3 separate regions of the Mus musculus genome follow, and all the other regions are linked to region 1. The links are chromatin loops, found by intact Hi-C in ENCODE. Cell type or tissue: gastrocnemius. All regions are shown on one strand.

Region 1 (2,500 bases):
GACAGGTGTGTCTGTGTTACCGGCTAGATCTCTCTAAGATCCTTCTAGGATCCATGGTTCGGGAACTTCACCTTTCCAGGGTCTCCACAGACATAGTAAATGTTAAAAAAAACAGCTGTGCAGGTTTAATCCCAAACGCTGGGATTAGAGGCCTGCGCCACCACTGCCTGGCGACATATTTCTTAAATTATTTTTTGTGACCAAGCAAGAGGGATGCTGGGTCAGCCATCCCAGAGTTGCCTTGCCTTTAACTCACTGCTCCTTTGGATCTGTGCCCAAAGCTCGTTCCTGGCGCTCATCCACGCACAATTTTCTGAGCCCGAGTTCTGAGCGCATCTCTGCAGCAGGGTTCTCACCCGCTCTCACAACCGGGTGCAGATCCAGGAACGAACACATCCAACAGGAAAGAGAACTGAGGTGTGCCTGGCCCTTGAAAAACATTCCTTTCTTTCTCTCTTTCTTTTTTTAAGATTTATTTTATGTATATGAATACACTGTAGCTGTACAGATGGTTGTGAGCCACCATGTGGTTGCTGGAAATTGAACTCAGGACCTCTGCTTGCTCTGCCCCAAAGATTTATTTATTATATGTAAGAACACTATAGCTGTCTTCAAAGGCACCAGAAGAGGGCGTCAAAGCTCATTACGGATGGTTGTGAGCCACCATGTGGTTGCTGGGATGAGGACCTTTGGAAAGGCAGTCAGTGCTTACCCACCGAGCCATCTCACCAGCCCTGAAAAACATTTCCTATTAATTGTATATTGTGGGGTGAACGTGTGGAGGGCAAAGGACAACTTGCGAAATCCAGCTATCTCCTTCCACCACCTTCTTTCTCAGATTTTTCTCGAAGGTGTGTATTCAATCCAATGAGACGTGAACGCAGGGAGAGCGGGACAACTGTATGCAGCTCTGACCTGGACGCAGACAAACTCGGAGCAGGAAAAACAGCGTGGGCTGAGCAGGTTCGGTGTCCTTCCGCGTGGATGCAATCTTCTTCTTTAGCAGTAGAGGGCGCTCGACCTCCACGCGCCACAGCTTCCTGCCATTCCTGCCTAAGAATTCTCCAGTCAGGGGAAATTTTGTTCAGATCCACCCACTTTATTCCTGGTTGAGACTCCCCGCTCCGTCCAAATGGCAGAGAATCTCTTGTCTGAGCAAAACACTTCAGGCAGCCTTGCCAGGATCTCACCTGCTTTCCCTGCTCCGCAGGTGCTGTTAGGAGACAATCTGGTTCTCACAAGCCAAGAGCTCGGGGACATCTATGATACTGAGATGCCAATCAAAGTTGGCCAAACAGTGAAACGAGGGCTGGCAACACTCGCTGGATAAAGGGATTGCTATGCAAGCGTGAGGGCCCGAGCTGGGATCCCTGGCACTCATGAGGACACCTGGGTGTGGCTTTGCGTATCTGTAACCACAGAGCAGGCGGAGACCGGAAGGATCTCCGGGCTCACTGGCCAGCAATCTATTAGAAAGAGTGAGCTCCAGGGTCAGTAAGGGACCCTGTCTCAGAAACTAGTGGAGAGCATGATAGAAGACACCCTCCACCAACCTCTGGCCTTTTCCTGAGCCTGGAACACACGGACGCACGCATGCGCATAAACACACACTGAACTAGGGCTCAGGGACCTGTTGAAGGCACCATTGGCTGGAAGAGCCCCGAACTGGGCAGACAATATCAGGCTTTGCAGATCCCGTGGCTCCCCTGAGCCTGTTTCCTTATCTGTCCGGGAAGGACGGTGTGTCTAATACATGGAAATTATTGCAGAATTACCACTTGCAATCCTGAATCTTACCTAGAAGAAGGCAGAAACTTCCAGAGCGGTACCGCGTGGAAGCCTGGCATCAGACTGCCCACTGTAGGAAACCTCCCAGCTCCATCCAGTGCCTACAGGAGCTGGGACACAGGTACCGGCGGATAAGCCTCCTCCCCCACTCGCCACCAGGGTTGAGCCTATGTATGGTCCCTTACTCTGACAAAGCTTCTCCGTGCTTCAGGGACTTGACCCATCCCGGGCTGAGTCGCCCTCCCCTTCCCAGGCCGGATGTTTGTGCCCGCCTCTCCACAGCTGTTTATTAAATCCTAATTCCTCTTGTAGACCTGAAAGGGGTAGAGCCAGCGAGGGGAGGGGCTTAATGTCCTTACCTCCCTCTCCCCCACCCCTCAAAAAAAAAAAGTTCTGAGAGAGCTTGTCTGCTCCTCCAGGAGCAGACAAGGGGCCTGCGAGTGCAGCCCAAGTCAGCTCAGAAAGCTACAGTAATTTAGTATCATCAGGTATTGCGCCTAGCTGTGTGTAAGAGAAAACCCAAGGTCAGGGTGGTATTCCAAATCCGGCCTAATTTCTTTCAGAAATGGCACTGGGGGGGTCCCACACAATGTTTCCACTACCCTTTTACCCTACTATCTTTGTGGGTAGACAGGCTCTAGATCCCAGGAGACCTGTGGGGCTTCCACCTGCCTGCCAAGGGTCTGAGCTCACTCATTTGCATATATTATAT
Region 2 (2,500 bases), 210 kb after region 1:
CAGGCACCTTTAAGCCCTAACTTTAGCTCAGAGCCTCCCTAGAACATAAGAATCTGCTGATGGAGGGTGTCTTGAAGTCAGAATAGGGACACAGTTTTGGACAGACACCCTGGGAAGCCTAATGAACATCAGATGCCCACCCACTTCATCCCCTCTGGGGTAGGCAACAAGATGTCCGCAACCCCAGTACCAAGACTCGGGGGCTCCCAAAACATACCTTTCTTGAGAGGTTTCTTAGTGGCGACTTGACGCAGTTGCCCATCCTACGCTGACACAGCCCCTTTGGCGGTCTCTGGGTCCATGAAGGAGGCTTCTGGGGGCGGGGGGGGGGGGCGCAGAAGACCTCAGTCTGGGTCACTGCCAACCCCAGCGACTCTCTCTGCTCCAGTCGCTCTTCCTCCAGGACAGAGCTGAGCCGGAGCGCGCGTGCTCGTCTGTCTGCCTGCCTGCCTGCCTGCCTGTCTGCTCCTGCTGATTTTTTTTTTTTTCCTGGTGGTTTGTATGTGCGTTTGTGTGTCTAGGTTTAACTTTCTAGTCAGTTTCTTAAGGAGCCGAAGGCAGAAGGAAAAAGTGCATAGCACCGGGGGAAAAAATCCCCTGGAGAGTAGATCACAGAGGGCACTGGCGCTGGGAAGCCTTTAGGATCATCAACAACAGATTACAGCATTAGGCTCAGTCCATTCTCTGTCTATCCCCTTGCCTCAGCCCCTCCTTCTTATGCTACCAAATATGCAGGGAGATTGCCTTGGGGAGGGGGACCCAAGGTGGCAGCTGCAACTGGGAATTAGGCCAGCAGATCCAGAAGGGGAAAGCTGGCTAGGGCCCCCAAAGCCAGGGTGCCTCACAGCCTGCGCACACGCACGCGTGGTTGAACACACAGGCACACACACACACACACACACACACACACACACACACACACTAACCACACACATGCATGCACACGCAGGACCCCAGGGAGATGTAAGCCGGGTCTGGAGAGCACTGAGCCGGGTGAGCATGCCTCATCAGCCACTGGCAATTCCAGCTGACTGAGCAGCAAGGTGGTTCTCAGTTGAGGGCCTGGGAGATCTTGTGACGTCTCTATTACGCTCCATTTTTCACACTTGCCTCATCGCTGACATGGAATGAGGCTCCAGGGCTGGCGGCACAGCTGAAGCCACAGCTGTCATCTGCTTCTTCCTTATGCTCCCTCTGCCGTGGAAAGGCTCTCTGACCCTCGGGAAGCCAAGCGATGGCCTTGAGGAGAGGAGAATGAAGGCAGCGCTGGCACAGAGGACGTGGCCAAGGTCTCTCTGGTCCTTCCCATCCTCTTCCCAATTCTGACCTAAAGGTCTTTTTCACTGGCTTCGCTGGAGTGCAGAACAGGGAGGTTTGCCTTTTAAAAATGGTCCTCCGAGTTCCCACAGTCGGAACTTTACAGATGACTCGGTGTTCCTTGTCCCTCCAAATTCTTGCTTTGGCAAGGGAATTCTCATGCCTCAGATGTCCGGGTCTGAGCGCGGCAGTGGTAGGCGGGTACCCAGAGAAGCATTCCTCTTATCCGTGTATCCAGCTTTTCCCCAGCAGGGGGCGCCAGAGATAGACCAGGAGGTTGACCTACTCCCTGGCCCCTGATGCAATCGCAGACACCAAGCCCAGACTGCTTCCTCTCCCAGGGACTTTTGTCCATTGGGATGTCTGGTCAGGAATTTCATTAGAGAAGATGGCTGGGTTCCTTGCCCAGTGGGTGGCACAGGCTTCCTCCTAGGAGGCTAAAAAGGAGGTCGCTGGCTAGTTCACTATGTCTCTGGTGCTGTGTGTCGCTGCAGACCAGGGAACGGTGTTGCCTAGGCAGTTTCTTGATGCCTTGCTTGGCCCATACTCCTGGAGGAGGGGAAAAGGAAGAAGCCACTCCCCGAACACAAAAGGAGGAGACTGGGTGGGAACAGCTAAAGGGCAGGAAAGAGGGTAAAGATGCCAGAGAGCTGGGGAGGGGCAGACCGCTAACGGAAATGCAAAGCAACTCAGAGGAAGCACTCCGCTGGTCCAGGGGTCTGGGTCAATGGCCTCTGATGAATGGGGAAGGATCTGGGGTCTAAGGTTGAGCCCCAGCTCTGCCTGTGATCACCTTCTATTCCTGAGCTTCAGTTTCCTCCGTTAGAAAATGGGACTTTCCCTGTCTGGCTAATACGGCGCATACAGGAAAGCCTGTGGTACATAATAGGCGCTGATAAGTAATTATTCAAGTGGAAGAAGGAAGTATCGTTTGCCCGGCATTTATGAGCCGGGTGCTGTGCTTGGCTCTGGAAACAATGAAGAGGAACAACAACAACGGGAGTTTACATCCTCGCAGGTGGGCAAGAGAGAGTGAGGAGTACAATTATTTAACTATAGTCCAGAATAACGCTAAGAAAGAGAAATACAGGCGGGCAGTGGTGCCGCATGCCTTTAATCCCAGCACTTGGGAGGCAGAGGCAGGCGGACTTCTGAGTTCGAGGCCAGCCTGGTCTACAAAGTG
Region 3 (2,500 bases), 97 kb after region 1:
TGGGGACAGGAATGAAAGCCCCCACCCCACCCGTTTTGCTGGTAAGTTGGAAAGAGACTGTGGAATGCAGTCTCCTTGTTCTTCGTTCCTATATCCTTTATAACCATGTTGCACTTGCCTAATATTTAGGTAGGAAGTGGACACAACAAAGACAGTAAAGTGGGACTCACTTAAATAGGAAGAATCGGAGGCAGGCGGGTCTCTGTGAGGTTGAGGCCAGCCTGGTCTAAGAGGGAGTTTCAGGCTAGTCAGCACTACATAGAAAGACTGTCTTTAAAAAATGTCTTTCCATAAATGATATGATCTTTGTGTGAAATAAAGTCTGCACCAGTAATTTGCTAGGAGCCACATTAAAGCCAGTGTGAATCTGATTTTCAGATTGGCGTGCTACAGAAGTTATCTTCTGTTAGTGTTTCAAGCCAGGCCACACACGTGTGAACTTTATTTCTAAAGCCCTGTATTGTGCGGCATGTTTGCAGATGACATGAGTGAAGTCTGTGGTACACTGCATCACAAAATCAAAGAGAAACATGTAGTGTGTCTGAAATCTCATGGAAGAAAGTACCTGCTAATATCAGTTTTATTTCTTGTAATTCATCAGGGTCATACAGGGTCATACACCTCTTATGTCATTTTCTTAAGTCTTCGTCCTGTGTCAGACTATGCATCCTTCCCATAATGCACTGAGACACAGATACCAAGAGGACTGACAGGTTACTTACCCTACAGTACAGTTCTCTCTGATGTAGTCTGGAAAATACTAAGAATAATGTGCTGAGATAAGAGTCAGCCTACCCATGAGCTCATGGCCCTCACTTGGGGGCGCTTCTGCTTTCCCTTTATTGTCTGCCAAACTCAGGACTGCACCTAGGGCTAGTATCTGATCAGGCATAAATTCTCCGTGAAGAGCACAAGAGCTGCCACTGCTGCCATGGTTGGGACTGGATGAAATTTGGGAGGAAATGTCACCCTGTAACACAAAGCTATCATCTCAGTATGTGGAAAACTAAAGAAGGAAAATTACAACTTTGAGGCTGGCTATAGAGCAGTTTCCTGGGTAGGCTTGGCTACAAAGTGATATTTGTCTCAAAATAGTAATAATGATATTAGTGGGCTGGAGAGATAATTCAGTGAGTAAGAGCTCTGGCTGCTTTATCAGAGGGCCCAAGTTCAGTTCTGAGCATCCACAAGATGGCTAACAGCCGTCTGTCTGTAGATCTAGAACAGACCCTCTCATTGAGGATGATCTGATGCCCTCTTCTGGCCTCGGAGTGCACTGCATGAATGTGTTGGATAGTGACACACACTGAGATATCCAACAAAGAATTATTTGTAATAGGGAAAAACTTAGAAAAAAACTAAATGTCAGTCATAGAATGGAAACATGTTTCATACAGTGAAGTTGTAGAACAGAGAATAGTTCTTATAAAGTAGTGTCGAGTGAAGGAATCCAGACACACATTTAATGTATGTAAAGTTCCAAAACCAGGCACTGCAAAAGCACCTTACGTGTGGGTGAGAGATGTGCAGAGGAAAGCCTATAATCACAGCAATAGCGCCTGGCTGGCTGAGCAAGGAGAGTGTCCAGCTCAAAGCCAGCCTGCACGTACATAGACTCCATCCGTCTATAAAGAAAAGTCAGAATTCATTCATAAAGAAAATGGTGGGAAAGGAAGTTTTAATAGGCGGCATTTCATCCAGATCATCTCTGACTGCCCAAGTATATTTCTCATTCCTGTGACTTCCCAAGCGGCAGGTAGATCTCTTTCTCTCTCTCTCTCTCTCTCTCTCTCTCTCTCTCTCCTCCCCCTCTCCTCCCCCCTCCCCCTCTCCTCCTCCTCCCTCTCTCTCTCTCTCCTTGTCTTCCTCTCTCCCTCTCCTCCCTTCCTTCCTTCTGACAGGGTTCCACTGTACAGCCTTGATTGGAGCTCTAGAACTCACTATGTAGACCAGTCTGGCCTAAACTCATTGAAAGCCACCTGCCTTTGTTCTTCTCAGGACTGGGACTAATGTATGTTCCACCAGGTCCCTCCCAATTCTTCATTTAAATAGATAAAGAAAGAAAAAAAAGTATGAATTTCATTGCCTGATTTTAGACTTTACACTGCTTCCAGGAGCAGACCTGATGGCCAGAAAGCAAACAAAGACAGACAGACACACACACATGGAAACAGAATCTTGCAGGGTAGACTGAGGTCTCTGCTGGGGGGAAGGAGGGTCGACTATAGCCCCACCCCAAAGCTTGTCCATTTATTATATAGATGTTGAGCAGAGGTGGGGTTGTTGTATACAGATGAACAAATGAACAAGGAGGTGGGATTTCTGGCACAGAGCCAGATCAGGGAGGCAGGTTTAGCTAGTGTCAGTGTATTACTGGTCAGTTGGGGAGCAGGCTTCACACCCTAACTATTCCTTCCAGGTGAGTACTGCCTGCTCATACATGCCCAGGGAAGGAAGGAAGGCTTTGCCATTTCATAGCCTCAGTGGGGGGGTCTCATGG

What was found. Peaks named below come from ENCODE experiments on the same cell type or tissue, not always from the same donor. Only the 100,000 strongest peaks of a DNase experiment are listed, where the experiment ranks them.
Region 2: a loop joins it to region 1, with 3 times the contacts of the local background. A loop is called at or near these places in 5 of 42 quality-filtered maps.
Region 3: a loop joins it to region 1, with 4 times the contacts of the local background. A loop is called at or near these places in 38 of 42 quality-filtered maps.

Annotation. Positions count from the first base shown.
Region 1 is chr5:114,978,391-114,980,890 of GRCm38, forward strand. It overlaps Hnf1aos1 (a long non-coding RNA gene), which reads left to right. Exons shown (of 6, transcript XR_878697.3): 2 at 839-963; 3 at 1,770-1,909. Among named protein-coding and RNA genes, the nearest start is that of Hnf1a, 8.6 kb to the left of the region's middle. In gastrocnemius, a CTCF peak has its summit at 1,005 (motif pointing right); DNase peaks (open chromatin) are centred at 285, 1,030, 1,312 and 1,569; H3K4me3 peaks cover 1,517 bases; H3K27ac peaks cover 1,004 bases.
Region 2 is chr5:115,185,795-115,188,294 of GRCm38, forward strand. All of the region lies in intron 1 of Cabp1 (calcium binding protein 1), which reads right to left. Among named protein-coding and RNA genes, the nearest start is that of Gm35515, 7.3 kb to the right of the region's middle. In gastrocnemius, a CTCF peak has its summit at 1,562 (motif pointing right); DNase peaks (open chromatin) are centred at 392, 836, 1,076 and 1,578; H3K4me3 peaks cover 2,500 bases; H3K27ac peaks cover 2,413 bases.
Region 3 is chr5:115,075,532-115,078,031 of GRCm38, forward strand. All of the region lies in intron 3 of Sppl3 (signal peptide peptidase 3), which reads left to right. Among named protein-coding and RNA genes, the nearest start is that of Rpl37rt, 31 kb to the right of the region's middle. In gastrocnemius, a CTCF peak has its summit at 1,273 (motif pointing left); DNase peaks (open chromatin) are centred at 1,259 and 2,337.